Linked DNA regions of Homo sapiens: regions 1 and 3 are each linked to region 2. Evidence: chromatin loops called from intact Hi-C (ENCODE). Cell type or tissue: PC-9. All regions are shown on one strand. Each heading gives the region's core, and the rest is flanking DNA. Links, peaks and the distances in the headings are about the cores only.

Evidence for each region. Hi-C counts contacts between places; a loop is a spot of excess contacts. Peaks named below come from ENCODE experiments on the same cell type or tissue, not always from the same donor. Only the 100,000 strongest peaks of a DNase experiment are listed, where the experiment ranks them.
Region 1: a loop joins it to region 2, with 16 times the contacts of the local background. A loop is called at or near these places in 48 of 110 quality-filtered maps.
Region 3: it touches region 2 in a loop (9-fold over the local background); 8 of 110 quality-filtered maps call a loop at or near these places.

The regions. Positions count from the first base shown.
Region 1 is chr19:41,740,917-41,750,700 of GRCh38, forward strand. No RefSeq gene overlaps it. Among named protein-coding and RNA genes, the nearest start is that of CEACAM6, 9.7 kb to the right of the region's middle. In PC-9, for the core only: CTCF peaks have their summits at 5,896 (motif pointing left) and 6,096; a DNase peak (open chromatin) is centred at 5,885; H3K27ac peaks cover 1,210 bases.
Region 2 is chr19:41,635,868-41,646,521 of GRCh38, forward strand. LOC105372405 (a long non-coding RNA gene) reads right to left here. Exons shown (of 3, transcript XR_935972.1): 3 at 5,454-5,991. It also overlaps the pseudogene DNAJC19P3. Among named protein-coding and RNA genes, the nearest start is that of CEACAM4, 14 kb to the left of the region's middle. In PC-9, for the core only: CTCF peaks have their summits at 6,204 (motif pointing right) and 6,410; a DNase peak (open chromatin) is centred at 6,214; H3K27me3 peaks cover 3,183 bases.
Region 3 is chr19:41,780,037-41,790,690 of GRCh38, forward strand. No RefSeq gene overlaps it. Among named protein-coding and RNA genes, the nearest start is that of CEACAM3, 11 kb to the right of the region's middle. In PC-9, for the core only: CTCF peaks have their summits at 5,749 (motif pointing left) and 5,962; DNase peaks (open chromatin) are centred at 3,795 and 5,735; H3K27ac peaks cover 4,301 bases.

The sequences.
Region 1 (9,784 bases), core at 1,504-9,503, 110 kb after region 2:
ACCTTCTTGTGGGAGGTCTGGCTATAACGTACAATGCTTTGACACAAGGTTGTGTAGTAACAGTTGTTCATCTGGAGAAAAGATGGTGGCATTATGTGACTCAGTCTTCAGACTGAACTATCCCTTTGGTGTAATGAGTGTGACATGAGATTTTTATTTTCCCTTACATAATTTTAGGAGTTGTACTTCCTTGATGCTGTCTGACTGAGGTCAAAAGGATGGGTGTGGAAGGCATCACACCTTTCTCCCATTTAGAAATCCATTGTCCCTTCCTTCTCCCTTATTGGGTTACATTCCTCTGTCCATAGATCACGTATTTACTGAGTTGTTTTCCACGGGGAAAAAAATCTCAATTGAACTCTTTAAAGCTCCAAGCATTTAATTCAGTTCAAGAGTGTCTCTCATTTTAATGATGACCAGGCACAAATATTTTTAAAACGCTCTCCAGAAAATTGTGATAAGAGCCTCTGCACAACCCACAGTAGCTTTGGAGAGCACTGAGCTACAAAAGTGATGGGGAAGGAACCTGCTACATGCTGGGACCTTTATATTTCCACCTTATCTAATGTCCCCAATGATGTTTTAAGTAGGCACTATTATCACCCTATCCCAAGACATCAATTAACTTGTCCTTTATCTCAGAATTGGTCAAAGGTGGAACCAGGATTCCGACTCACATATTTCTGAATCTAAAGGTCTTGTTTCACTGCAGAGCGATTGAGCGTACATGAACTCAAAGAAAGACAGGATGACTGATTCTAACAGAAATAACCACACAGGCTTCAATGAAGAGTCAGGGTCTGAAACGGGCCTTAGGACAAAGAACAGCTCAGGAGGCTGAGAAGACAGTTGAAGGTATTGCGGGAAGGTGTGAAAGAATTAGAATAAGTTCAGACATGAAAACATAAAATGTGGGTCAAGTCTTTCTACACAGACCAAGGGAGTAGACTGGGGCTGTGTTATGGGGGCTTTGAATGGCAGCCTAAGGAATTGGAACTTCATCCTATGGATGATAGGAGTCATTGGAAAGCTTTGAGAAGGTCAGAGACATGACAAACAGCATTTCCAGGAAGATTACTCTGACAGTGTAACCAAAAAGCAGATTAGTTGCAGGCTGCATGTAGAGTCCCACTAACCAAAGCAAGGTCTGGGCCGGGCGCGGTGGCTCACGCCTGTAATCCCAGCACTTTGGGAGGCCGAGGCGGGTGGATCACGAGGTCAGGAGATCGAGACCATCCTGGCTAACACGGTAAAACCCCATCTCTACTAAAAAATACAAAAAATTAGCCAGGAGTGGTGGCGGGCGCCTGTCGTCCCAGCTACTCGGGAGGCTGAGGCGGGAGAATGGCGTGAATCCGGGAGACGGAGCTTGCAGTGAGCCGAGATCGTGCCACTGCACTCCAGCCTGGGCGACAGAGCAAGACTCCGTCTCAAAAAAAAAAAAAAAAAAAAAGCAAGATCTGATACAAAAAAGTAACTTTATTCCAAAGCTAGCTTTGAGGAAGGGGCACAAAGCATTCTGCCTTTAAATTTGCTGCTTCGCCTTTGGAGCAAAAAGCAGGTATTTTTATAAGTTAAGAGAGGAAATGAGCGAGAATGACCAACAAATGAGCAAAAGAGAAAATGAGCAGTAGATAACTGTCCGGTCCTCCTGCTACTGGGCAGGTGTCTCCTGGGCAGCAGAGTTGGCACTTTCCTGGACAGAAGTAAGTTATAAAAACAGTCACCTGGATATGCTTCTGACGCACCCTCCGAAAGTGTGTGAGTTCCGAGGTGGCCCAGGATGGAAGTTCTAAGGCAATCCCCTAAAGATGAAAGGTCCATGGCAGGTATGCTATGGTCTGCTGATCAACTGTCAACTCTTGAGGAGAGACCCGTCATGGAGCACCTATCTAGAAGAACTTGCCCCTTAGGGAGTGTCTGGTGATGGGGGAGGTGAAAGGTTATATATACATTTCTGAAGGACTAAGTAGGAAACGGGGTGCCGGAAAAATGAGAAAAGAGAGGGAAATAATTAAACCATCTCTAGAAAAATAGAGGTACTCACTTCCAGTTTTCCACTGCCAAGCTTTATTTTATCTTTATGAGATATGGGTGGCACATATGTTCTGCCTGCTTTTTGCTGAAAGGGGGCATAGTCATTGGACAGCAGAATGGAACCAATTTACTTGGAGTTAAAAATATTTATGAGTACCCAGGCTTATAGATGATATAGGTTGGAGCATTATGATGTGAGGTCTAGAAGGTCTCTTGGAAAGCCTGCCTTGTATTTTTATATAGAGGATGTAAAAGCAGGAAGCTCCAAAACAGAGGTATATTCCTATCCCTGCAAGCAGGGCCAATATTACAAGCAGCTTTTGCCACTAGGATGGTTCTGACCCAAATCAGGACACTACCCATTGGTGTAGCAACAATGTGGGGCTATGAGAAATAAAATAATTATTTCTGTTAAAATAATTTTAAAAATTAGGCCACCTCTAGAAAAATAGGGGTACTCGGTTACAACAGTCTTAGGCAAGATAACAAGTGGTTCTGAACTCTGGCAACTTAATAGAATTATCTGGAAGCTTTCATCTTTTTTTTTTTCTTTTTTTTAACTTCTCATTTTGAAATAATTTCAGACTTTCAAAAATGTTCCAAAAATAGAGTCCCCATATACTTTTCACTCAACTTCCCCAAATATTGTTTTAGATAACCACAGTGCAAACATTAAAATCAATAAATGATCACTGACATTGTACAGTAAATAAATTGCAGACCTTATTCAAATCCCTTTTATCTTCCCAGTGATGTCCTCTTTCTAGACCAGGATCCAATCCAGGATCACACATTGCATCTCATTTTTCTGTCCTCTCAGTCTCCCTTAATCTGGGACAGTTCCTCAGAATTTCTTTTGCCTTCATGACCTTAACATTTATGGAGAGTATTGGAGTTATTTTGTAGCATGGCCCTCAGTTTGGGCTTTTCTAATATTTTCTCCTGATTAAACTCAGATTATGCACTTTAGGCAAGAATAGCATAGATATGATGCTGCGCCTTCTCCATGCATTGTATTAAGATGCCCTAAGATGCAGATATCTCTGATTACTGGAGATGTTAACTTTGAGCACTGGGCTAAAGTTCCTCCACTGTAAAATGGCTATTTTCTTTGGAAGCATTTTTAAGTGACCAATACCCCAGGCCACACTATGGACCAATCAAATCAGACACTCCTGGGAAAAGGCACAGGCATTGGTAGGTTTTAAATGCCCTACAGCTGACTGTAACCAGCATCCAGGATTGGAAACCCACAGCTTAGACAGTGAAGATTAGAATCCTGGAAATCAGTCAGGAAGCCATTCTTTGGGCCTAACATCCAGTTCCAGACACAACATTTGGCATGGGCCCATGGTAGGGGAATGGAAGGCCAAAAATCTCCTGATTGGGAAAATGATGGGTGAGTAGACTGCTGTCCAATAAAAATAGAAGGCAGGGCCAGGTGTGGTGGCTCATGACTGTAATCCCAGCACTTTGAGAGATCAAGGCAGCCAGATAACTTGAGCTCAGGCATTCAAGACCAGCCTGGGCAACATGGTGAAATCCCATTTCTACAAAAAAAAATAATAGCCAGGCATAGGTAATATGTGTCTGTACTTCCAGTTATTTGGGAGGCTGGGGTGGGAAGATTGCTAGGGTCCAGGAGGTTGAGGCTGCAGTGAGCCATGATTGCACCACTGTGCTCCAGCCTGGGCAACAGAGCAAGAACCTGTCTCAAAAAAAAAAAAGAGAGAGAGAGAGAGAGAGAGAAGGCAAAATGCTAAGTAAGGTGTCCAGCCCTTCTGGAGTATTTTCTCTCCAGACTATAGAGAAACCTGTATTGTAGAGAAAGCACACACCATAAAATTTAACTATCATAAGCCTGATGTGAACTCCTAATTGCCACTAAGAAGAAGGAAATTATAAATCATGTGATAGAAATATATGACCACATATGCAGAGATGCACACTTCCGGATACAGTTGAATGAAAAATTCACAGAATCCACGTCAGAGGTACACCACCCCGCCCTCCCCACTTGGTCCTTTGTCCTTAATCTCTTCTGAAGTAAGAGAACGAAGACTGTTGTAAATTTCACAAAATAGGGAAGTGTACAAATCTCCTGTCACCTGGCTGTTTAAGCAACAGGACACTGTGCTCAACTTCCCTAGAGTTATTATCTTGGGTTCTCCATAAAGGAATGCCATCAATCCTCTCTTCAGAGGGACCATCTAATAACATGCAAAAGGAAATGCCAATTTCACCAAAACCCAGAGGCAGGAAGGACCCTGACAGGAACAATCCCTAAGGTATTCACATGCCTGCCAGGGTCTGGTGCAGCTGGTGCAGGAGGAACTGCTGCTGGCAATAGCTGGAAAAAAAAAAAAGGGACGGCAGCTCTAACACTCAGGGGGTAGTAAGAAAGGAGCTCACTCAATTCACCTTCAGTTCTCACACAGCCAATACCCTTCCAGCCTCCCTGTGGGGCCTCACTGGGAGGACTGGCACATAATTAAATGCCAATACATGGGTAAAATAATTTACAGAAGGGTGGGATCAACTGGGTCAGAAAAGGTTGAAGATTTCACAAAACGGGAAGGATTTGGGTTAGGCCCCGAAAGACTCAGCCTTAAGAAAGCAGACACAAAGAGAAACAGAAGCCCAAGAAAAGCATCTAGCCTTCCTGGCCAATTTTCTATTCAGACTTCAGAGAGACCTTTATCGTAGTGAAAGCAAATGTCATATAAATTTACTATCCTAAGCCTGACATGAGCTCCTAATTGCCACAGATGGGACGGAAATTATGAATCGTGTGATAGAAATACACAACGCACGCAAAGATACACACTTTGCACCACTCTGGATGCACAAAGATGCACACAGGCCCCACTGGAGATGCTAGTTTTGAAGAAGGTCCCAGGAAGAAGAGTGGGTTTGCAGATGTTATTTTATTTGCTCTTCTCAAACACCATATGGGGATATTTCACAAGGAGGATTCTCGTCCTCAGAAAGGGGAAGTAACTTGCCAAGGTTGTTGGTGGATGTGGGATTAGAACCTCAGTGAGTCTAACACCGGAGCCCATGCCACCACCACTACCACCGAGAGCCCTGAACAGGGTATGTGTAGGGAACAGGTAGGAGCAGAGAGAGTTAAAGCAGAAAGAAACCATTTTAAAACAGGGAAGTTAGGTAAGCTTGCTAAATGGGGATCATATGTTGCAGAGGCATGAACACTAGACAGTCGTGTGAACTTGATCTTCTGATTACAGAAAAGACAAGACAAAAGAGGGTGTGAAAATGGGGTTCTGGGTTCCTAAGCTAAAGAGATGCCACCAACAACAGTGAAGGAGCCATGAGATGTGTGGAGAAAGAACTGGATGGAGAAGCTGAAGCCCTGAGTTTAAATGCAAAAAGTCATAAAGTAAGGGCATGGCTGTGGAGGGCAAGTTATATTCTCTCTCTGCAGTTTGGTATCTCTTCATCTATAAATCACATGGAGTGAGAATTAATGTCTAAATGACCCTCAACCCTTGCTACTCAAAGTGTGGCCCACCAACCAGCAGCAACAACATGTCCAAAAGCTCCTCAGAAATGCAGAATCTCAGACCCCACCAGAAGGATCAGAATCCGTATTTTAACAAGAACTTGGGGTGACCTGTGAGCACATTAAAGATTGTGAAGCAGTTCTCCGAAATGTCTTCCAGTTCTAAAATGCAGTGATTTCACACTCATCTGAACTTTGTCACCTCACAGGAGAAAGAAGGAAAATGGCATTTACATTTTACCTCGTTCGTGACCTTTTCTTAATCCTAACAGCCTCTTAGACTCGCCCGCATCTGGGTAGAGGTTTTAGAAAACACCAGAGAGGCAGGGCTGCCACCTTGTGACTATCATCAGGAAACGCACTTAACTCTTAACCAGTCTCACCAGTCAAGGACGGGACGGGGCTGGAGCAGAGAGGGTATACGGGATGAACTCCAAGTCACAGATGAGATAAGGGAGTTATAACCACCCACAAAGGCTGGAAGTAACTGTCAGAGGGGGCTCAGCCTGCATCATAAAGCAATGTCCCCTTGCAAAGGACAGTTTTTATAATACTTACTATGTGATATCAGTAGGAAATGGTTCCAGGTCAAGCTCTGCCCTTGTAACCTTAAAACTTACTCTAACAGGTATTTTCAACATCAGCCTCAGCCTGAACTCTGCCAGTAAACTTGTAACTTTCCAAGGAAACTTACTCTACTGTAACAGTTCTTTTTCATCCGGAGACAAAATGTATCTGATTCGCAGTCACCGATCCTCACACTACTCTCTGTAGGCTGAATAAGTCTAACAGCTTTTCATACAACTGACCTTCAAATATTGGTTAAGAAAAAAACAAAACCACCATGTGCTGCCCATACCACCATTCCTTGGCCGTTTCCCATGTGGGGTCACCTGAAGCCCCACACCCTCTGATCACGTTCCAATGGGCAAGTGAAGTGCAGTAACAACAACAGACACTCTGAATCCTAGGAGTGTCCCCAGAGCAGCAGAGCCACAGGACCCCCGTCCCCGTCCTGGCGCCTCACCGCTACCTAGAAGCCAAATGCCACATCAGCTGATCTGGGGACGCTGACTTCTCCTGCTTATGCCACTGCTCAGTCATCCCACACCTGTGCAGGTGTCTACTTTTTATTCAGTTTTATTTGTAAGAAATATTTATCTGAGGCTGGGCACAGTGGCTCATGCCTGTAATCCCAGCACTTTGGGAGGCTGAAGCAGGTGGATCACAAGGTTAAGAGATCAAGACCATCCTGGCCAACATGGTGAAACCCCATCTTTACTAAAAATACAAAAATTAGCTGGGCTTGGTGGCGTGCGCCTGTAGTCCCAGCTACTTCGGAGGCTGAGGCAGGAGAATCACTTGAACCAGGGAGGCAGAAGTTGCAGTGAGCCGAGATCGCGCCACTGCACTCCAGCCAGGCGACAGAGCAAGACTCCATCAAAAGAGAAAGATAAGAGAGGAAGAAAGGAAGGAAGGAAGGAAGGAAGGAAGGAAGGAAGGAAGGAAGGAAGGAAGAAAGAAAGAAAGAAAGAAAGAAAGAAAGAAAGAAAGAAAGAAAGAAAGAGAGAAAGGGAGAAAGAAAGAGAGAGAGGAAGGGAGGGAAGGAGGAAGGAAGGAAGGAAGGAAGGAAGGAAGGAAGGAAGGAAGGAAGGAAGGAAGGAAGGAAGGAAAAGATTGATTTATAGGAGCCTGCTGTGTACTGTCACTGGAGAGACAAAGGTGAATCACACCCGGTCCCTGGCTTGCAGAGCTCCAGGCTATGGACGGAACCCACTCAAAGTCAGACCATTACTATTCAGTGAGAAACACCGTGACAGGCATCAGAAAAGGGTTTTCTGACCCATCTCACCAATGCCCTGTGAAAAATCTGCTGTTGGTTTTCTGGGCTCAGTTTTTCTCATTTCAAGTTCAGAATGAAAAAGAGAATGTAAATGTCCCTGATGGTCCTTTGTGCGGTCACAGCTGTACCCGGCATGTCCTCCCAGTTAATCCAGGGTGCTCAGGGCTCCCACTTCACTCTGAGCGTCCTCTTTCCTATCGGAGCTCACCACGTCTGCACCTGCAGCAGCCAGGTGGCTGCACACTAATAGAAAATCCAGCAAGTCAGAAAACTTGATTTACTCCTGTAAATTTGAGGCCAGTGACCTTGTGACATTGAACTACTCCTATAACTTCCCTGCACTTTAATTTCCACGTCTGTAAAGTGGGGCAGGTGGATTCGGTCACCCTAGGTGCAGCTATATAGTGAGAGCTCCTGAGAGACAGCAGCACATCTGATCTTCTCGCATCCACCATCTAGCAAATACCAGGCACACACTAGACGCTCAAAGCCTCACTGAATGTGTGTGTGAATAAATGACTATATGAGAGCCATGTGGATCATGGACAAAGTCAATAAATATTTTTGAACATCTACCAAGTACACTGTAGAATAGGGAAATAAGTAACCCAGGCAGGGTGGTGTTTTCTCCTAACTTCCCCTGACCACCTTCCTGAAGGTGGGAAGGACTCTGTACATCAGGGAGACTCTTGACACAAATAATGTTCTTGAGATGCATTGCAAGAAGTCATGTTAACAAGAGGAAAGTCCATTTGTCTTGGGGGTGTTTTAGTCAATGGATCTGAAGGACCCGAAGCCCCCTCTGATGACACACAGGGTGCAACACCCACCCTAAGTTCATGGAGGGGAAACCAGATGGAGTGAGTTGACAGGGAGCAGGACCTGGAAGAACAGGGGGTAAAGAGACTGAGGCACCCGGAGGGAGGTCTGAGGAGTTGCTCCCAACCCCTGCGGTGGCCTCGGTGTGGACTGATGCAGAACTCAGCAGCATAAGTAAGTAAAGTGGCCGCACCAGGCTCTATGCATACATGGGACCATTTTTCAGTAAGATTTTCTTTCTGCTAATGGGCTTCACTTTTGCCCACTTTCTAACACATCAGGACAAGTTAATAGGTTACAAACCATCGTTCCATTCAGCAGTCATTTATAGAATACTCCCAAAGTGCCAGGCCCTGTGTGAGTTCAGGCAATACAAAAATGAACATAAAAGCTCCTGTCCTCTAAGATCCCCATCCAATGAGCTCCAGGGAGCACCTCTCCTACAACACGCCCCTGCTCTGCACGGCCCTCCTCTCTGCCCTCCACCAACCCAAATCCTCCTCCACCTCCAGCTCAAGTTCCACCCAACCAAGTCCCTCTCAGTCCCCCTGCACTCCTGCCACTTTGAGAGATGACTGCACTCATATCTCTAGGTTTTATGAAGTGGATGTCATCTCCCTGGTTAGACTTGAGCCTCCTGAAGGCAGAGACCATTTTTAGAATTTTCCAGAAAAAAAGCCACATCAGTAATTTGCATCAGAACAAGCTTAGACTCTGCTCAAGCCTTCAACTTAGACAGAGACTCCACTGCCTAGCACAGTCCCTGGTCCCTGCAGTGCTTTATAAACCCTGCAGTAGCAAAGTCCACAATCAACTCGTGTGTCAGTCAACAGGCTGGGATAAGTTGAAAATGCAGACAGAGAAGAACAGTCAAACAAAAATCAAAGGGCTTTGACTCATGCCTTGCCTCTTCCCTTTTCTCAGGGAAACAAAGTCACACCCCCTGCTCTCACTCCTGCCTGGAGGCTTCCAGGGAGGGCTCCCTTGTTAGCCTTCCCTTCAGCCCCCATGAATATCACCCAGCATTCAAGCCCAGCCTCTCCTCTCCCTTTGAGCACATTGCCTAAAGTCTCAAATAAATGTCAAGTTTAGTGAGTGCTGATATTCTATGCCCCTAATGTTTACTTCAAGTATTATTACCTTTCTTCTTTTGCCCGGGGCCATTTCCAAACAAGGGCTGGAGCCAGGCGCCCCAGCAGCTGGGCAAACACACTTCAGGGCTCCTTCCCTCCTGTGGCTCCTGTTTCTCAAACCCTCTGGGACCTGCAGCTCTGGGGGTCTCTTCCCCCAACCCAGTTCCCTCCCCTTTAGACCAGAACAACTAAGCCATGGCCACCTTCCCGATGGACACACAAGGAGGCCTGGTGTCACCCACTGCTCCAGGGGCGGTGTTCTCGGCAGGGGAGCTGCCTCTTGTCCCGGATCCTGCTCTGCTGCCACCTTATGTGGCTGCAGAATTGGAGGGAATTGTGAACAGAGAGAGGACAGGGCAACTTCCCAGGCAACAACACTACTATTGCCAATATTTTGCCAAGGATGGGAGCAGGAGCACAGAGGGAAAA
Region 2 (10,654 bases), core at 1,370-9,369:
GATTCTCATAGGTTGTGTCTTTGTTCTCATTGGTTTCAAAGAACTTATTTATTTCTGCCTTAATTTTGTTATTTACCCAGTAGTCATTCAGGAGCAGATTATTCAGTTTCCATGTAGTTGTGCAGTTTTGAGTGAGTTTCTTAATCCTGAGTTCTAATTTGATTGCACTGTGGTCTGAGAGACTGTTCGTTATGATTTCCATTCTCTTGCATTTGCTGAGGAGTGTTTTATTTCCAGTTATGAGGTCAATTCTAGAATAAGTGCTATGTGGTGCTGAGAAGAATGTATAGTCTATTGATTTGTGGTGGAGAGTTCTGTAGATGTCTATTAGGTCTGCTTGGTGCAGAGCTGAGTTCAAGTCCTGAATATCCTTGTTAATTTTCTGTCTTGTTGATCTGTCTAATATTGACAGTGGGGTGTTAAAGTCTCCCACTATTATTGCGTGGGATTCTAAGTTTCTTTGTAGGTCTTTAAGAACTTGCTTTATGAATCTGGATGTTCCTGTATTGGGTGCATATATATTTAGGACAGTTAGCTCTTCTTTTGCATTGATGCCTTTACTATTATATAATGCCCTTCTTTGTCTTTTTTTTTATCTTTGTTGGCTTAAAGTCTGTTTTATCAGAGACTAGGATTGCAACTCCTGCTTTTTGTTTGTTTGTTTGCTTGCTTTCCATTTGCTTGGTAAATATTCCTCCATCCCTTTATTTTGAGCCTAAGTGTGTCTTTGCACATGAGATGGGTCTCACGCACCAATGAGTCTTGACGCTTTATCCAATTTATCAGTCTGTGTCTTTTAATTGGGGCACTTAGCCCATTTATATTTAAGGTTAATATTGTTATGTGTGAATTTGATGCCATCATTATGATGTTACCTGGTTATTTTGCACATTAGTTGTTGCAGTTTCTTCATAGTGTCGATGGTCTTTACATTTTGGTATGTTTTTGCAGTGGCTGGTACTGGTTTTTTCTTTCCATATTTAATGTTTCCTTCAGGAGCTTTTGTAAGGCAGGCCTGGTGGTGACAAAATCCCTCAGCATTTGCTTGTCTATAAAGGATTTTATTTCTCCTTTGCTTATGAAGCTTTATTTCGCTGGATATAAAATTCTGGGTTGAAAACTGTTTTCTTTAAGAATGTTGAATATTGGCTCCTACTCTCTTCTGGCTTGTAGAGTTTCTGCAGAGAGATCCGCTGTTAGTCTGATGGGCCCTTCAGATTGAGAAATCCTTAGATTGGAGTCACTTCAAATCCAGAAGTTATGAGGACTGAGCTGGGCAATCTTCATTCCATAATACATTTTTTGAAAAGTACATGCCCTTCCTATTCTATGAAAAGCTGCCCTGGCCTCAGAGATGAACACAACTGGCAAGCCTGCTCATGTAGTTTGGATGTTTCTCCCCTCCAAATCTCATGTTGAAATGTAATCCCCAATGTTAAAGGTGGGGCCTGGCTGGGTCATGAGGGCAGGTCCCTCATGAATGGCTAGGTCCTGTCCTCATGATAGTGAGTGATTTTGTACAAGGTCTGGTTATTTAGAAGTGTGTGGTGCCAGGCACAGTGGCTCATGCTTGTGATCCCAGAACTTTGGGAGACTGAGGGAGGAGGATTACCTGAGGTCAGGAACTCAAGACCAGCCTGGCCAACATGGTGAAACTCCATCTGTACTAAAAATACAAAAATTCGCCAGACTTGATGGTGCACACCTGTAATCCCAGCTACTTGGGAGGCTGAGGTAGAAGAATAGCTTGAACTCAGGAAGCAGAAGTTGCGGTGAGCTGAGATTGTGCCACTGCATTCCAGCCTGAATGACAGGGTGAGACTGTCATGGAGTGACACCTCCCCCCTGCCACTTACTACCACTCTCACCATGTGTTATATCTATTCCTCTTCCCTTTCTGCCACAAGTAAAAGCTTCACTGGAAGCCAAATAAATGCTGTCACCCTGTTTCTTGTGCATCATGCAGAAACATGAGCCAATTAACTTCTTTTTTTGCAAATTATCTGGTCTCAGGTATTTCTTTATAGCAACACAAAAGTGGCCTAATACACCTGCCTTCCCCCCAATACATAGAAGTTTATATGAGGAACAGGGACTGATCTTTATAAAGCCACAAAGAGTGCTAAGAAAGAATCTCACAAAAGTCCACAGGAGAAAAATTCAACCTGATGATGAGGTTGCAAAATCTGCGAGCTGAGAAGGAGTTCCTATTGTGGGTCCCACAGAGATGTCTGGGAGAACTCCAAGGTCACCATAGGGTGGTCTGGGGTGAAAGAGAGGTGCCACCTTATCCTTACAGATTGTCACCTGAGCAAAGACTCTTGATCTTCTGCAGAGGGTCAGGGCCATCCCCTGGATGGTTTCCTTTGCACACCTCATGGTGGAACCTGAGAGCTGGCTGGGATCTCTGGGAAGGAACATGGCCCCAGGCCCCAGGAAACTCTCAGTCATTCATCTCCTCTCTTTGTCCACAGGGTCAGTGGCTCACTCCTCCTTCTGAACCAGCAGCTTACCTCCAGCAAAATGATCCTTTCAGGCTGACTGTGAAATAGCAGACATCTGAGTCCTCTGTTATAGGTTATTAAATCTAAAATCAAATTTTTCTCTGCTTGGAGGCATTTTATTATAAAAAGTTGGTACTCGTACACATAAACTAATATAAACTTGAAATTTACTATACATTTACATTTCTTAGCTTGTCCTTACAGTAAATTTTTAGCTTCATTGATCTTGGCTATTATATAAAGAGACCCTCTTTTGTCTGGGTGATTTAAGAGCATAACATGTTGATAAGAACCTCTTACTGTTTCCTTTATTGGCGTTAGGGCTTACATCTAGTATTAGTGCTGCTTCCTGTTTTGTCATTTTGGGTTCAACCCCACCTCTGTCGTAATAACCTCTGAAAAATATTTTGGTAGACTTTGAAAAACTTGTTTTACTTGAGGCTTTCTGTGCTTCGTGGCTTGCCAAACATAACAGCTTGCAAATCCTGCAGCAGCAGTCGGTACAGCTGCTACCACTGCACAGGCCATGGCTCCAGCCTGGCTCCCCTGCTTCCACCAGGAGGGTGGATCATCCCAGCCCAGAGGCCGCACCCACTACCTACTTGGCTTTACCAGAGAGCAATGCAGCAGCGACCACAGTAGTCACAAATTGCCCAAGCACCTTTTTCCTTTTTAAAGTGGTGGTGATGATGCATTTACTTTATTGAGCTGTTGTGAATAGTCAATGAAATCAGGTGACTTGCATTGAGTCCATAAATACTAAACACTGTGGACTGACGTTGTCATTGTTGGCTTAAGGTCCCATTCAACACCAGATACCACTGTTTGTCTCAGTTGCACCATCTCCACAGTGGTGGCAACATCGTTTCCCTCAGAGGATGGACCATAATTGTGTTTGAGGGTGAGAACATGTTATCAGAGGGAAGGAAAACTCCTGGTCTGTGGAAGGGCCACAGTGTCCCTCTAAGCCAAGTCACAACATTGTTTGAGAAAGTACCAACCAAATTTCCGCTGTGTTCACTGAGCCTGAGTCTGAGACATTCACCTGTTTCTCCCATTACAGGCTGTGGACCCCAAGCCTCCCATGACAGGAGCAGTCCCTCTCCACCTATTTTTGGTCAGGGCTGTGCCCTTCCGGGTTTGCCTGGGGCAGGAAGTCACAGCCAGCCTGGGTATCCAAGGGCAGGGGTCTGTGTTCTTGGACCCAAGGGGAAGTGAATGGTTTGAGCTCTGGCTATGTGGATTTGAGCTGGCAGCCTGAGCCCCAGAAGAAGAGAAGATACACGGGACATTCAGGCTAACTGGGTCGCTGCAGTCGGCATTCACTGGGTTCTGGGTTCCACTCTCATAGAGTCCTGTGTCACTACCTGTGACACTGAGTAAAGTGAAGGTCCTGTTGCCCTTGGACATCTTCAGCCTGGGACTGGCCAGGAAGCTCTGACCCCTTACTCACCACAGGTATGTTGTGTCCTGAGTCTCAGGTTCACAGTTTAACCTACAGAGTCTTTGTCCTCCACGGGGGTCCTGTTGCCTTGATGGAGGGCTTTGTAAGCTCTACTGTGCAGATAACAGAGAGAAGACTGCCCTATGGGGCACCCTGATTACTCCATAGTGAACATGGAACGCATATAGCATGCACGTTTTCTTATCAAACTTGTGTAAGTCAAACCTTCATGAATATTAATAGCTCCTCCTAAACCCTATTGAATGTCTACTTGGCCAACCTGTTCAGCGTCAAACCCTGTTCCACCCTCCCTCCTTCAAGTGCCTGCTATTGGTCTCTGCAGGAAGCTGCACTTGCTAGCCTGAGGAATGGCCAGCAGGCAGGCTGTAATATTTTATAAAAAATAAAGGCACCAGGTGCAATAGTTCAGGCATGTAATGCCAGTCCTTTGGGAGGCCATAGAGGGAGGATTGCTAGAGGATAGGAGTTGGAGACCACCCTGGGCAACATAGCAAGACCCCATCTCTAAAACAATTTTTTAAAAAATTAGCAGAGCATGGTAGCAAGTGTCTGTAGTCTCAGCTATGATGGAGGCTGGTGTCCTCTCCCTTATTCCCACTTCAGCAGAAACCCTCGATCCCTCTCAGAGCCCTGCCCTCCCCAGGAGACCACTGCCAGTCTCTATTCTCCCTCCTCCCACCCACTCCCAGAGAATCTTCCCCTCACCTATTACCAAGAGCCCCTGCCAGGGAATGAATCCTCTGCGGGGAGGGGCTGAGGGGGTCCCAGGGTCTCTGCTGCCTGCTCTGTCCTCCACTGTGGAGAAGAGCTTGGGCTCCAGAAATGCTCCCAAGCATGGCTGCTCTGACTGTCAGCTGTGCTGTTTGTGCTGAAACTCCTCCCAGGGCACTTCCCAGGTGGGCCTGAGGTGTGGTCTCAGCCCAGGATGCTTCTCTGTCCCCTCCCTTCTCACACTTGCCTCCTTTTTCTTTGCCTTTTCCTTCACTTCTGTCTACATTTTGGCTCCCCCAGAACATGCTTTGAGAAGCAACTCTTATTTGGACCGCTGTACCATAACAGGATGAGCTGCGTTCCTCTGCGCTGACCTCTGCTGTGTCCTGGGTGTGGATCTCTTATGCACCACGCAGAGAGTCCCTAGGGTCCCCCAACCCAGCTTTTTCCTCTATGACACAGAAACCCCTCTGTGCATTCAGAGTCTTCCTAGTGTTCTCTAATGGCTGGGAAAGTTGGATTTACTCCCAACAAGGAGGTCACAGAGATGTCCAGGGAGAGGGTTCCTAGAAATGCACACATGGGGCTAAAACCCATGTCTAAGATTCTTAGTTTTCCTTTATGCAGCACTATGAGACTTTAATTTTATAGACATAACTGAAGATGAAGCTGCCTGGTGCTATAGTATTATGTCTCCCAAGCCTCAGATATTTATAGACCATCTCTATAATGTTTTCTACAGTTTGTACCATCTTTATTATTATTGACTTCATACATTTTTTCTAAATAAATTTACTTTACAAAACACCCTTGTCCCAGCAGCGTGCAATGGCTTACATTGTAATCCCAGGTACTTGAGAGGCTAAGATGGGGGGATCACTTGAAGCCAGGAGTTTGAAACAAAACATCCCCGTCCTTTGCAATATTGTCCATGAAATTAAAGGTTTTGTGAATTTGCTTAAAATTGTTTCTAACATGCATTAAAATAAACATATAACTATTAAAGTTTCTTAAAAGCTTATTTATGTTCCACCTAAAGTCAGTTTTGGGAAACACTGATACAGTGGAATAACCATGGACTTTTTATATCCAGAGAGACCTGGGACTCACTACTGGTTCTGTCACTTAACTGTGTCATCTTGCACGAGTCACTTGGCTTCTTTGATCCTCGATTCCATAATTTTTAAAATGATGATGATAAAATCCACTTTGCAAGCTGTTAGGAATAAGATTTGCTTCAGTCAGGAGGTGGAGGTTGCAGTGAGCTATGATTGCACCACTGCACTCCAGCTTGGATGACGGAGCAAGACTCTGTCAATGAAAAAGAAAAGAAAGAGAGAGAGAAAAGAAAGAGTTACTTCCACTTGTTAGGACTTGTGGTGCGTCTGCCATTGTTTTCATTTCCCAGTTCCACTACCTATGTGCTCTGTGATTTTGATCAAGTTGCCTAACTTTTCCTCATTTACCTAATTTGTAAAATGTGGGGTTTACCAGTACACTAGTGTGAGTGTTATTTCCCAGCTCTGACCACTAGAGGGCGTAGGAGCATCGGCACCCACTGGCAATGGATGTGTCGGTGCCCATGGTTTACCAACATCATTCTCCCATGAAAGGAACCAGGGCTCCCTGGAGAAATAGCTGATCCAGGGCTGGGGCAGGAAAGCACAAGAGAAGCCCGGAGCTTTTTGTGAGGCCAGAAAGTAAGGAACCACTCGAAAAATTATGGGAATGTTTCAAAAGATTACAGGGAGCTTAGAATTACCAATTTTGGGACAACATGAGCAACATAATAATGATAGCAATGGATTCCAACCCATAAATATCCATGAGTCCATGCTGATATAAATAATTGAACAAAGAAATAAATAAGGAAGAAGAAATAGCTCTTTCTTATAGCAGAATTCCAATTAATAAATGTAGAAGGAATTATGGAAATAAAAAATCACTATTTGGCTAACACCACAGTAATAATTGTTTATAGGCCAGAATCAAGAACCATCCACAGATTCTAAAAATTAATGGGTAAAGGTAAGATGATGCTGTAACTATTGAGTATGAAGGAGGGGTCAGGGGAAGTAAGGTGAGAAGAAACAGGCTACTGGTTTGTTCCCAAAGTATCTGTCCACAAGATACTTATTAATTACAATGAGATGAATAGTAACTTTATAGTAGAGAAACCTGGCAAACACCACCTGAACCAAGCGCTTAAAGTGAACCTCATCGGTAATGAGAGATATGGACATCCTGGGGCTCCAGGTGGGATGTCCTGAGAAAGACACATCACTTCTGTGCTAATCTTACCCAAAATGCATAACCTAAAACATCCCAAGGAAACAGGAGACAAACCCAAATTGAGAGGCATTCTACAAAACAACTGACCAGACCTCCTCAAAAGTGTCAAGGTCCTGAGAGAGGGAAAGAGTGGGAAACTCCCCCAGGTTGGAGGAGGCCTAGGAGATGTGACAGTGTTATTCAGTGTCAGATCTTGGATTGGATTTGGGAGCAGAAAAAGGACATGAGTGGGATGATTAGCAAAATTTGAATATTTGTAGATCCCCTTGGTTAATGTTATTGCACCAATGCTAGTTCCCTGATATGAACAATTATATTAGTTATAGAAGATGTTATTTGAAAAAAAAAGCTGGATAAAGGATAAACTGGAACCCTATTTTTAAAGATTTTTGAATGTTTAAAAATAAACATGATAAATGAGGCCGGGTGTGGTGGCTCACGCCTGTAATCCCAGCACTTTGGGAGGCCGAGGTGGGCGGATCACGAGTTCAGGAGATCGAGACCATCCTGGCTAACACGGTGAAACCCCATCTCTACTAAATATACAAAAAGTTAGCCGGGCGTGGTGGCGGGCGCCTGTAGTCCCAGCTACTCGGGAGGCTGAGGCAGGAGAATGACGTGAACCCGGGAGGCAGAGCTTGCAGTGAGCCGAGATCACGCCACTGCACTCCAGCCTGGGCGACAGAGCAGGACTCCATCTCAAAATAATTAATTAATTAATTAATTAATTTAATTAGATTAAATAAATAAACGTGATAAATGAAAAGTCAAAATTTTAAAAATGCTTTAGATTTCTGTGAGGCCAAAATGAGTGTATAGTGCTTAGAACAATGCTTGTGACATAGGAGTTCTTAACATGTCAGCTATTATTATAAGTACTTTTATAATTAATAAGTAATGTTATAAGGAAAGAGTAATCTGTTATTATAAGTAATTTATTTCCTAATGTCCTCATATATTCTCATATTTTTTTCCTCTCTGCTGTTAAATCCATATAGAGCATGTACTTGGTTATTTTAAGATATAAGATTAGAGGAGGTCGCGGCGCCGGAGGCCCCAGAAGGGTCGAAGGCGCCGCGGGCTGGGGTCGGTGGCTTAGGGAGCCCGTCTGGCCATGGTGGCCGCGGCTGGTGGTTGGCGCGGCTGCGCTGCGGCCCGGGGCAGTGCGGAGCCAGGACAGTCGCGGCGCTGACGCCCGCGGGCCCCAGCTGCAGATATGAAGCGGAGCCGCTGCCGCGACCGACCGCAGCCGCTGCCGCGACCGACCGCAGCCGCCGCCGCGACCGACCGCAGCCGCCGCCGCCCGACCGCCGGGAGGATGGAGTTCAGCGGGCAGCGGAGCTGTCTCAGTCTTTGCCGCCGCGCCGGCGAGCGCCGCCCGGGAGGCAGCGGCTGGAGGAGCGGACGGGCCCCGCGGGGCCCGAGGGCAAGGAGCAGCCGCCTGCCTTGGCCTCCCAAAGTGCCGAGATTGCAGCCTCTGCCCGGCTGCCACCCCGTCTGGGAAGTGAGGAGTGTCTCTGCCTGGCTGCCCATCGTCTGGGATGTGAGGAGCCCCTCTGCCTGGCTGCCCAGTCTGGAAAGTGAGGAGCGTCTCCGCCCGGCCGCCATCCCATCTAGGAAGTGAGGAGCGCCTCTTCCCAGCCGCCATCACATCTAGGAAGTGAGGAGCGTCTCTGCCCGGCCGCCCATCATCTGAGATGTGGGGAGCGCCTCTGCCCCGCCGCCCCATCTGGGATGTGAGGAGCGCCTCTGCCCGGCCGAGACCCCGTCTGGGAGGTGAGGAGCGTCTCTGCCTGGCCGCCCCGTCTGAGAAGTGAGGAGACCCTCTGCCTGGCAACCACCCCGTCTGAGAAGTGAGGAGCCCCTCCGCCCGGCAGCTGCCCCGTCTGAGAAGTGAGGAGCCTCTCCGCCCAGCAGCCACCCCATCTGGGAGGGAGGTGGGGGGGGGCCCCCCCCACCCGGCCAGCCGCCCCGTCCGGTAGGGAGGTAGGGGGGTCAGCCCCCCGCCTGGCCAGCCGCCCCGTCCGGGAGGGAGGTGGGGGGGTCAGCCCTCCGCCCGGCCAGCCGCCCCGTCTGGGAGGTGAGGGGCGCCTCTGCCCAGCCGCCCCTACTGGGAAGTGAGGAGCCCCTCTGCCCGGCCAGCCGCCCCGTCCGGGAGGGAGGATGAGGGGGGGGTCAGCCCCCCCGCCCAGCCAGCCGCCCTGTCCGGGAGGTGAGGGGCGCCTCTGCCCGGCCGCCCCTACTGGGAAGTGAGGAGCCCCTCTGCCCGGCCAGCCGCCCCGTCCGGGAGGGAGGTGGGGGGGTCGGCCCCCCGCCCAGCCAGCCGCCCCGTCCGGGAGGGAGGTGGGGGGGTCGGCCCCCCGCCCGGCCAGCCGCCCCGTCCGGGAGGGAGGTGGGGGGGTCGGCCCCCCGCCCGGCCAGCCGCCCCGTCCGGGAGGTGAGGGGCGCCTCTGCCCGGCCGCCCCTACTGGGAAGTGAGGAGCCCCTCTGCCCGGCCACCACCCCGTCTGGGAGGTGTGCCCAACAGCTCATTGAGAACGGGCCAGGATGACAATGGCGGCTTTGTGGAATAGAAAGGCGGGAAAGGTGGGGAAAAGATTGAGAAATCGGATGGTTGCCGTGTCTGTGTAGAAAGAAGTAGACATGGGAGACTTTTCATTTTGTTCTGCACTAAGAAAAATTCCTCTGCCTTGGGATCCTGTTGATCTGTGACCTTACCCCCAACCCTGTGCTCTCTGAAACATGTGCTGTGTCCACTCAGGGTTAAATGGATTAAGGGCGGTGCAAGATGTGCTTTGTTAAACAGATGCTTGAAGGCAGCATGCTCGTTAAGAGTCATCACCAATCCCTAATCTCAAGTAATCAGGGACACAAACACTGCGGAAGGCCGCAGGGTCCTCTGCCTAGGAAAACCAGAGACCTTTGTTCACTTGTTTATCTGCTGACCTTCCCTCCACTATTGTCCCATGACCCTGCCAAATCCCCCTCTGTGAGAAACACCCAAGAATTATCAATAAAAAAATAAATTAAAAAAAAAAAAAAAAAAAAAAAAGAATGGACTTTCCCAGGCCAGCTGTGGTGGCTCACGACTGTAATCCCAGCACTGTGGCAGGCCAAGGCGGGCAGATCACCTGAGATCAGGAGTTCAAGACCAGCCTGACCAACACGGAGAAACCCCGTCTCTACTAAAAATAAAAAACATTAGCTGGGCGTGGTGGTGCATGCCTGTAATCCCAGCTACTTGGGAGGCTGAGGCAGGAGAATTGCTTGAACCCAGGAGGCAGAGGTTGTTGTGAGCTGAGATTGCACCATTGCACTCCAGCCTGGGCAACAAGAGGGAAACTCCATCAAAAAAAAAAAAAAAAAAAAGGACTTTCTCAAAGAAAATGTATTTAAATGTCTGCACCAATAATTCCAGCATGTGTATGAATAAATATGATATGTCCTTTAAAAAAAAAAAAAAAAAAGATATAAGATTAGGTCTGACGTGGTGGCTCACACCTGTAATCCCAGTGCTTTGGGAGGCCAAGGCAGGCGGATCACTTGAGGTCAGGTGTTGGAGACCAGCCTGGCCAACATGGTGAAACCTCGCCTCTACTAAAAATACAAAAATTAGCGGGTGTGGTAGGCGCGTACCTGTAATCCCAGCTACTTGGGAGGCTGAGGAGGGAGAATCGCTTGA
Region 3 (10,654 bases), core at 1,185-9,184, 140 kb after region 2:
ACAGTCAAAGGTATTGTGGAAAGGAGTGAAAGAATTAGAATAAGTTCAGACATGAAAACATAAAATGGGGATCAAGTCTTTCTACACAAACCAAGGGAGTAGACTGGGGCTGTGTTATGGGGCCTTTGAATGGCAGCCTAAGGAATTGAAACTTCATTCTATGGATGATAGGAGTCACTGGAAAGCTTTGAGAAGCTCAGTAACATGACAAACAGCATTTCCAGGAAGATTACTCTGACAGTGTAACCAAAAACCAGTGTAACGAAAACCAGGTTAGTCGCATGCTGCATGTAGAGTCCCATCAACATGAGTGAGGTCCGATACAAAAAAAAAAGTGAATTTATTCTAAAGCTAGCTTGGAGGAAGGGGCACAAAGCATTCTGCCTTTAAATGTGCTGCTCCACCTTTGGAGCAGAAAGCAGGCATTTTTTTAGAAGGTAAAAGAGAAAATGAGCAAGAACAAGCGTCCCCCTGCTACTGGGCAATTATCTACCGGGCAGTTGAGATGGTGCCTTCCTGGACAGAAGTAAGTTGTAAAAATGGCCACGTGGGCATGCTTCTGACATGTTCCCCTAGTGGGTGTAAGTTCTGAGGTGACCCAGGATGGAAGCTCTGAGGCAACCCTCTGGAGGTGAAAGTTCCATGGCAGGTATTCTTTGGTCCGCTAATGAACTGTCAACTCTTGAGAGATTCATCACGGAGCACACAGCTAGAGGAACTTGCCCTGTAGGGAATGTCTGGTGATGGGGGAGGTGGAAGGTTATATATGCATTTCTGAAGGGCTAAGGGTAGGAAACGGGTAGCCAGGGAAATGAGACAGGAGACAGAGGGAGGAAAAAATAATTAAACCACCTCTAGAAAAATGGGGGTACTCAGTTACCATTTTCCACTGCCAAGCTTTATTTTTATCTTTATGGGATCTGGGTGCCATATTTGTTCTGAGTACTTTTTGCTGAAAGGGCGCATAGTCAGTGAGCATTAGAATGAAACTGATCTACCTGGAGTTGGAAATATTTATGAGTACCCGGACTTATAGATTATATTGGTTGGAGCATTGTGGTCTGAGGTCTAGAAGGTCTCTGGGAAAGCGTGCCTTGTATTTTTATAAACAGGTTGTAATATCAGGAAGCTCCACACCAGAGGGATATGCCTATCCCTGCAAGCAGGGCCAATGTTATAAGCAGCTTTTGCTCCTACGATGGTTCTGACCCAAATCAGGATGCTAACCATTGGTCAGCAACAATGTGGGGTTAGGAGAAATGAAATAATTATTTCTGTTAAAACAATTAAAAAAATTAAGCTACCTCTAGAAAAATAGGGGTACTTGGTTACAATAGTGTTAGGCAAGATAACTTAGAGATGTGGTTCTGAACTCTGACAACTTAATAGAATTACCTAGAAGCTTTTCTCTTTTTCTAAACTTTTCATTTTGAAACAATTTCACACTTTCAAAAATGTTCCAAAAATAGAGTCCCCATATACTTTTCACTCAATTTTCCCAAATATTGTTTTAGATAACCACAGTGCAATCATTAAAATCAATACATAGGCCGGGCGCAGTGGCTCACGTCTGTAATCCCGGCATTTTGGGAGGCCGAAGTGGGAAGATCACCTGAGGTCGCGAGTTCGAGACCAGCCTGACCAACATGGAGAAACCACGTTTACTAAAAATACAAAATTAGCCGGGTGTGGCGGTGCATGCCTGTAATCCCAGCTACTTGGGAGGTTGAGGCAGAAGAATCACTTGAACCCAGAGGGCAGAGGTTGCAATGAGCCGAGATCATGCCATTACACTCCAGCCTGGGCAACAAGAGCAAAACTCTTGTCTCAAAAAATAAATTTAATTTAATTTAAATTTAAAAAATAAAATAAATACATTAATCACTGACATTGTACAATGAATGAATCTGCAGACCTTATTGAAATCTCCTCTATCTCCCCACTAATGTCCTCTTTCTAGACCAGGATCCAATCCAAGATCACACACTGCATCTCATTTTTTGTCCTCTCAGTCTCCTTTAAACTGGTACAGTTCCTCAGAATTTCTTTTGCCTTCATGACCTTAACATTTTTGAAGAGTATTGGAGTTATTTTGTAGAATGACCCTCAGTTTGGGCTTCTATTTTTTACTCATGATTAAACTTAGGTTGTACACGTTAGACAAGAACACCACAGAGGTGATGCTGCACCTTCTCCATCCATCATATTAGGATGTCCTAAGATGTCGATATCTCTGATCACTGGAGACGTTAACTTTGAGCACTGGGCTAAAAGTTCCTCCACTGTAAAATGGCTATTTTCTTTGGAAGCATTTGTAAGTGACCAATACTTGGGCCACATGATGAACCAATCATCTCAGACTCTCTTAGGGGAAGACACAGGCCCTGGTAAGTTTTAAATGCCATATAGGTGACTCTAACCAGCATCTACAGCTTACACCATGAAGATTAGAATCCTGGAAATCAGCTAGGAGGCCATTCCTTGGACCTAACATCCAGTTCCAGACACAATATTTGGCATGGACCCATGATAGGGAAATGGGAAGGCAAAAAAATCTCCTAACTGAGAAATGATGGGTGAGTAGAATGCTACCCAATAAAAAGAGAAGGCAGGACCAGGTGCGGTGGCTCATGCCTGTAATCCCAGCACTTTGGGAGGTCAAGGCAGGCAAATAACTTGAGCTCAGACGTTCAAGACCAGCCTGGGCAACATGGTGAAACCCCATCTTTACCCAAAAAAAAAAAAAAATTGGCCAAGCATGGTAGTACATGGCTGTAGTCCCAGTTACTTACTTGGGAGGTTGGGGTGGGAGGATCACTCAAACCCAGGAGGTTGAGGCTGCAGTGAGCCAAGACTGCACCACTGTGCTCCAGCCTGGGTGACAGAGAAAGACCCTGTCTCAAAAAAAAAAAAAAGAAAAAAGAGAGAGAGACGCAGGACACCAAGTAAAGTGTCCAGCCCTTCTGGACTATTTTCTCTCCAGATCTCAGAGAAACCTGTATTGTAGTGAAAGCACACACCATATAATTTTTTTTTTTTTTTAAGACGGAGTCTCGCCGTGTCGCCCAGGCTGGAGTGCAGTGGTGCGATCTTGGCTCACTGCAAGCTCTGCCTACCGGGTTCACACCATTCTCCTGCCTCAGCCTCCTGAGTAGCTGGGACTACAGGCTCCCACCACCACGCCTGGCCAATTTTTTGTATTTTTAGTAGAGACGGGGTTTCACCGTGTTAGCCAGGGTGGTCTCGATCTCCCGACCTCGTGATCCGCGTGCCTCGGCCTCCCTAAGTGCTGGGATTACAGGCGTGAGCCATGGCGCCTGGCCCACACCATATAATTTTACTATCACAAGCCTGACGTGAGCTCCTGATTGCCACTGACGGGAAGGGAATTATGAATTATGTCATGGAAATATATGACCACATATGCCAAGATGCACACTTCCGGGTATAACTGAATGAAAAATTCACAAAATCCACATCAGAGATACATGACCTCCCCTAAACAACCCTGTTCTCCCCACTTGGTCTTTTGTCCTTAATTTCTTTTGAAGTAAGAGAATAAAGACTGTTATAAATTTCACAAAATAGGAAAGTGTACACATCTCCTGTCACCCGGCTGTTTAAGCAAGAGGACACTGTGCTCAACTTCGTTAGAGTTATTATCTTGAGGTTTTTATAAAGAGATATCATCAGTCCCCTCCTTAGAGGGGCCATCTGATAACATGCAAAAAAATGCCACTGTAACCAAAACCCAGAGGCAGGAAGGACCCTGAGAAGAGCAATCCCTAAGGTATTCACATGCCTGCCATGGTCTGGTGCTGCTGGTACAGGAGGAACTGCTGCTGGCAATAGCTCGAAAAAAAGAGAAGGCAGGGTCAAGTGCAGTGGCTCACGCCTATAATCCCAGCACTTTGGGAGGCTGAGGCCGGCAGAACATCTGAGGTCAGGAGTTCAAGACCAGCCTGGTCAACATGGTGAAACCCCATCTCTACTAAAAATACAAAAATTAGCCAGGCGTGTTGGCAGGTGCCTGTAATCCCAGCTACTTGGGAGGCTGAGGCAGGAGAATCACTTGAACCTGGGAGGCGGAGTTTGCAGTGAGCCAAGATCATGCCACTGCATTCCAGCCTGGGCAATAGAGTGAGATCCTGTCTCAAAAAAAAAAAAAAAAAAAAGATAGAAGGCAGCTCCAACACTCAGGGAGTAGTAAGAAAAGAACTCACTCAACCTTCAATTCTCAATTCTCACACAGCCAACACCCTTCCAGCCTCTCTATGGGGGTCTCACTGGGAGGGCTGGCACATAATTAAATGCCAATACATGGATGAAATAAGTTACAGAAGGGTGGCATCAACTGGGTCAAAAACGGTTGAACATTTCACAAAACAGGAAGGATTTGGGTTAGACCCTGAAAGACTCAGGCTTAGGAAAGCAGACACAAAGAGAAACAGAAGCCAAGGGAACCTAAGTAAAGCATCCAGCCCTCCTGGCCAATTTCCTCCTCAGACCTCAGAGGGACCTTTATTGTAGTGAAAACACATGCCATATAATTTTACTATCCTAAGCCTGAGATGAGCTCCTAATTGCCACTGATGGGAAGGAAATTATGAATCATGTGATAGAAATACACAACGCACGCAAAGATGCACACTTTGCACCACTCTGGATGCACAAAGACACACACAGGCCCCACCGGAGATGCTAGTTTTGAAGAAGGTCCCAGGAGTAAGAGTGGGTTTGCAGATGTTATTTTATTTACTCTTCTCACACACGATATGGGGATATTTCACAAGGAGGATACTGATCCTCAGAAAGGGGAAGTAACTTGCCAAGGTTGTTGGTGGATGTGGGATTAGAACCTCAGTGAGTCTAACACCGGAACCCATGCCACCACCACTACCACCGAGAGACCTGAACAGGGTATGTGTAGGGAACAGGAAGGAGCAGGGAGAGCTGAAGCAGAAAGAAACCATTTTAAAACAGGGAAGTTAGGTAAGCTTGCTAAACAGGGATAATATGTTGCAGGGAAATGAACACTAGACAGACGTTCAAATTTGATCTGATTACAGAAAAGCCACTGAAGGTTTTGAGAGGGCAGAACCAGCCAAAGTGAAACCTTGAGCCAAGACCAAAGAAGGTGGTGAAAAGGGGAGTCTGGATTCCTAAGCTAGAGAGAAGCCGCCAACAACAGTGACAGGACTACGTGATGCATGGAGCAAGAACTAGTCGGAGAGGCTAAAGCTGTGGGTTTAAATACAAAAAGTCATGCAGTAAGGGCATGGCAGGGTGAAGCAAGTTATATTCTTTCTCTGCAGTTCAGTCTCTCTTCATCTATAATCAGGTGCAATGAGAATTAATGTCTAAATGACCCTCAACCCTTGCTACTCAAAGTGTGGCCCACCAACCAAAAGCAACGACATGTCCAAAAGCTCCTTAGAAATGCAGAATCTCAGACCCCATCAGAAGGATCAGAATCTGTATTTAAACAAGATCTTTGGGGGATCTGTGAGCACATTAAAGATTGTGAAGCAGTTTTCTGAAGTGTCTTCCAGTTCTAAAATGCAATGATTTCACAGTCATCTGAACTCCGTCACCTTACAGGAGAAAGAAGGAAAATAACATTTACCTTCGTCTCATTTGTGACCTTTTCTTAAAACAGCGTCTTAGACTCGCCCACATCCAGGTAGAGGATTTAGAAAACACCCGAAAGGCAGTGCTGCCACCTTGTGACCATCATCAGTAAATGCACTTAACTCTTAGCGGTCTCGCCAGTCGTGGAGGGGATGGGGCTGGAGCGGGCAGGGTGTAGGAAGTGAAGTCCAAGTCACAGATGAGGTAAGAGAACCATAACCGCCCACAAAGACTGGAAGTAACTGTCAGAGAGAGCTCAGCCTGCATCACAGAGCAACGACCCATTGCAAAAAACAGTTTTTATAACAATATGTGATCAGTGAGAAACAGTTCCAAGCCAAGTTCTGCCCTTGTAACCTTAAAAATCATTGTAATGGGTATTTCCTTTCTTTTCTTTTCTTTTTTTTTTTTTTTTCTGGAGACGGAGTCTCGTTCTGTCGCCCAGGCTGGAGTGCGGTGGCGCGATCTTGGCGCGATCTCCACTCACTGCAACTTCCGCCTCCTGGGTTTAAGCGATTCTCCTGCCTCAGCCACCCAAGTAGCTTGGATTACAGGCGCATTCCACCATGCACGGCTAATTTTTGTAATTTTAGTAGAGACAGGGTTTCACCATGTTGGCCAGGCTGGTCTTGAACTCCTGACCTCAAGTGATCCGCCGGCCTCAGCCTTCCAAAATGCTGGGATTACAGGCGTGAGCCACCGCGCCAGGCCACTGTAATGGGTATTTTCAACATCAGCCTCAGCCTGAATTCCGCCAGTAAACTGGTAATTCCCCAAGGAAACTTACTTTACTGTGACAGTTCTTTCACATCCTGAGCCAAAATGTGTGTGATTCGCACTCACCAATCCTTGTCCTGTGTCCTCCATAGGCTGAAATAAGTCTAATACTTCTTTGTACAACCCACCTTCAAATATTGGGTAAAATAAAAAAAAAAACATGTGCCACCCATCCCAAATTCCCTTGGTGGTTTCCCACGTTGGGTCACGTGAAGTCCCACACCTTCCGGTCCCTTTCCCACGGACGAGTGAAGTGCAGCAACCATAGCAGATGCTCCAAATCCTAGGGGTGTTCCCCAGAGCAGCAGAGCCACAGGACCCCCGTCACCGTCCTGGCACCTCACCCCTATGTAGAAGCTGAACCCCGTATCAGCTGATCTGGGGACGCTGACTTTTCCTGCTTCTGCTGCTGCTCAGTCATCCTACACCTGTGCAGGTGTCTACTTTTTATTCAGTTTTATTTTGTAAGAAATATTTGTCGGAGCCTGCTGTGTACTGTCACTGGAGAGACAAAGGTGAATCACACCCGGTCCCTGCCTCACAGAGCTCCAGGTTATGGAAGGAACCCACTCAAAGCCAGACCATTACCATTCAGTGAGAAACACCGTGACAGACATCAGCACAGGTTTCTTTGACCCATCTCACCAATGCCTTGTGAAAAATCTCCCACTCTTGGTTTTCTCACCAGGTTCCACGCATACATGGGATCATTTCTGAGCTGAGATTTCGTCATTTCAAGCTCAAAGTGAAAAAGAGAATGCAAATGTCCCCGATGGTCCTTTGTGTGGTCACAGCTGAACCCGACATGTCCTCCTGGCTAATCCAGGGTGCTCAGGGCTCCCATTTCACTCTGAGCGTCCTCTCTCCTATCGGAGCTCACATGTCTGCACCTGCAGCAGCCAGGTGGCTGCACACTAACAGAAAATCCACAAAGTCAGGAAACTTGATTTATTCCCGTAACTTTGAGGCTAGTGACTTTGTGACATTGAACTAATCTTATAACTTCCCTGCACTTTAATTTCCATGTCTGTAAAGTGGGGCAGGTGGATTCGGTCACCCTAGGTGCCACTGTATAGTGAGAACTTCTCAGAGACAGCAGCACACCTGATCTCAGCATCCACCATCTAGCGAATACCAGGCACACACTAGGGGCTCAAAGTCTCACTGAATGTATGTGTGAATAAATGACTATATGAGAGCCATGTGGATCATGGACAAAGTCAACAAATATTTTTGAACGTCTACCAAATACACTGTAGAATAGGGAAATAAGTAACCCAGGCAGGGTGGTGTTTTCTCCTAACTTCCCCTGACCTCCTTCCTGGGGGAGGGAGGGCCTCTGTGCATCAGACAGACTCTTGACACAGATAATGTTCTCGAGATGCATTGTAAGAAGTTATCATGTTAACAAGAGGAAAGTCCATTTGTCTTGGGGGTGTTTTAATCAATGGACCTGAGGGACCTGAAGACCCCCCGATGAGACACAGGATGCGACACCCACCCCAAGTGCATGGAGGGGAAACCAGATGGAGTGAACTGACAGGTAGCGGGACCTGGGAGAACAGAGGGATAAAGAGACTGAGGCACCTGGAGGAAGGTCTGAGGAGGAGCTCCCGGCCCCTGCGGTGGCCTCGGTGTGGACTGATGCAGAACTCAGCAGCATAAGTAAGTAAAGTGGCCGCACCAGGCTCTATGCATACATGGGACCATTTTTCAGTAAGATTTTCTTTCTGCTAATGGGCTTCACTTTTGCCCACTTTCTAACACATCAGGACAAGTTAATAGGTTACAAACCATCATTCCATTCAGCAGTCATTTATAGAATACTCCCAAAGTGCCAGGCCCTGTGTGAGTTCAGGCAATACAAAAATGAACATAAAAGCTCCTGTCCTCTAAGATCCCCATCCAATGAGCTCCAGGGAGCACCTCTCCTACAACACGCCCCTGCTCTGCACGGCCCTCCTCTCTGCCCTCCACCAACCCAAATCCTCCTCCACCTCCAGCTCAAGTTCCACCCAACCAAGTCCCTCTCAGTCCCCCTCCACTCCTGCCACTTTGAGAGATGACTGCACTCATATCTCTAGGTTTTATGAAGTGGATGTCATCTCCCTGGTTAGACTTGAGCTTCCTGAAGGCAGAGACCATTTTTAGAATTTTCCAGAAAAAAAGCCACATCAGTAATTTGCATCAGAACAAGCTTAGACTCTGCTCAAGCCTTCAACTTAGACAGAGACTCCACTGCCTAGCACAGTCCCTGGTCCCTGCAGTGCTTTATAAACCCTGCAGTAGCAAAGTCCACAATCAACTCGTGTGTCAGTCAACAGGCTGGGATAAGTTGAAAATGCAGACAGAGAAGAACAGTCAAACAAAAATCAAAGGGCTTTGACTCATGCCTTGCCTCTTCCCTTTTCTCAGGGAAACAAAGTCACACCCCCTGCTCTCACTCCTGCCTGGAGGCTTCCAGGGAGGGCTCCCTTGTTGGCCTTCCCTTCAGCCCCCATGAATATCACCCAGCATTCAAGCCCAGCCTCTCCTCTCCCTTTGAGCACATTGCCTAAAGTCTCAAATAAATGTCAAGTTTAGTGAGTGCTGATATTCTATGCCCCTAATGTTTACTTCAAGTATTATTACCTTTCTTCTTTTGCCCGGGGCCATTTCCAAACAAGGGCTGGAGCCAGGCGCCCCAGCAGCTGGGCAAACACACTTCAGGGCTCCTTCCCTCCTGTGGCTCCTGTTTCTCAAACCCTCTGGGACCTGCAGCTCTGGGGGGTCTCTTCCCCCAACCCAGTTCCCTCCCCTTTAGACCAGAACAACTAAGCCAGACAATGGAAAGGAATTGCGAACAGAGCCGGAACAAGGCAACTTTCCAGGCAACAACGCTACTATTGCCAATATTTTGCCAAGGATGGGAGCAGGAGCACAGAGGGGAAGCAGACCTTTTCAACATCTCTTCTACCAATACATAGCATCCACTTTCCTGCCAAATACTCAGCTAGAAAGGGTCATTGAAAGGTATAAGGTGGGACTGGGCGCAGTGGCTCATGCCTGTACCCAGCACTTTGGGAGGCCGAGGTGGGCGGATCACGAGGTCAGGAGTTCAAGAGCAGCCTGGCCAATGTGGTGAAACTCCGTGTCTACTAAAAATACAAAAATTAGCCAGGTGTGGGGGCGTGTGCCTGTAATCTCAGCTACTCGGGAGGCTGAGGCAGGAGAATTGCTTGAACCCAGGAGGCGGAGGTTGCAGTGAGCTGAGATGGCACCATGGCACTCCAGCTTAGGCAACAGAGCAAGACTCTGTCTTGAAAAAAAAAAGAGAAAGAAAGAAAGAGAGAGAGAGAAAGAAAGAAGGAAGGAAGGAAGAAAGGAAGGAAGGAAGGAAGGAAGGAAGGAAAAGAAAAAGAAAGAAAGAAGAAAGAAAGAAAGAAAGAAAGAAAGAAAGAAAAGAAAGAAAGAAAGAAAGAAAGAAAGAAAGAAAGAAAGAAAGAAAGAAAGAAAGAAAGGTATAAGTCTAATCCGTTACCTAACAGCAAGACAGCATCAGTTCACTGCTTTTGCCCTCACATGAAAACAGTGTTGTGGGACTAAAGCACAGACTGGCAGGTCATGTACACTGGCCTCAGCCATCCCCAGAGATCAGGAGCCTCCGACTGGGAACCTTCCATACAATCTCCAAGCGACGTACAGCTGCACCAACAGTCACAATTAAAGTTCTAATCTCAGCCAGGTGTGGTGGTTCACGCCTGTAATCCCAGCACTTTGGGAGGCTGAGGTGGGCAGATTATGAGGTCAGGAGTTCGACACCAGCCTGACCAAAGTGGTGAAATCCCATCTCTACTAAAAATACAAACATTAGCCGGGCGTGGTGGCGTGCACCTGTAATCCCAGCTACTCAGGAGGCTGAGGCAGGAGAATCACTTGAACCCAGGAGGCGGAGGTTGCAGTGAGCCGAGATCACGCCACTGCGCTCCAGCCTGGGTGACAGAGTGAGTCTCCATCTCAAAAAAATAAAATAAAATAAAAATAGATAAATAAATTCTAATCTCTTCCCTCCTTCTGTTGCTGCCACTAACGCTGATGTCCATGGTCTCTAGCAGCCTGAATCCAGGTAAATAAGACTGTCTGTGAAGGGAAAACTGGGGGGAGAAAATGTGGCAAAACAGGCCACACGTGCATCAAAATGTAGCCCTTTCAGCCACAGAAATTGGGAGCAAGTGAGCCTTTCTCAGTGCCAGTTTCCTCATTTACT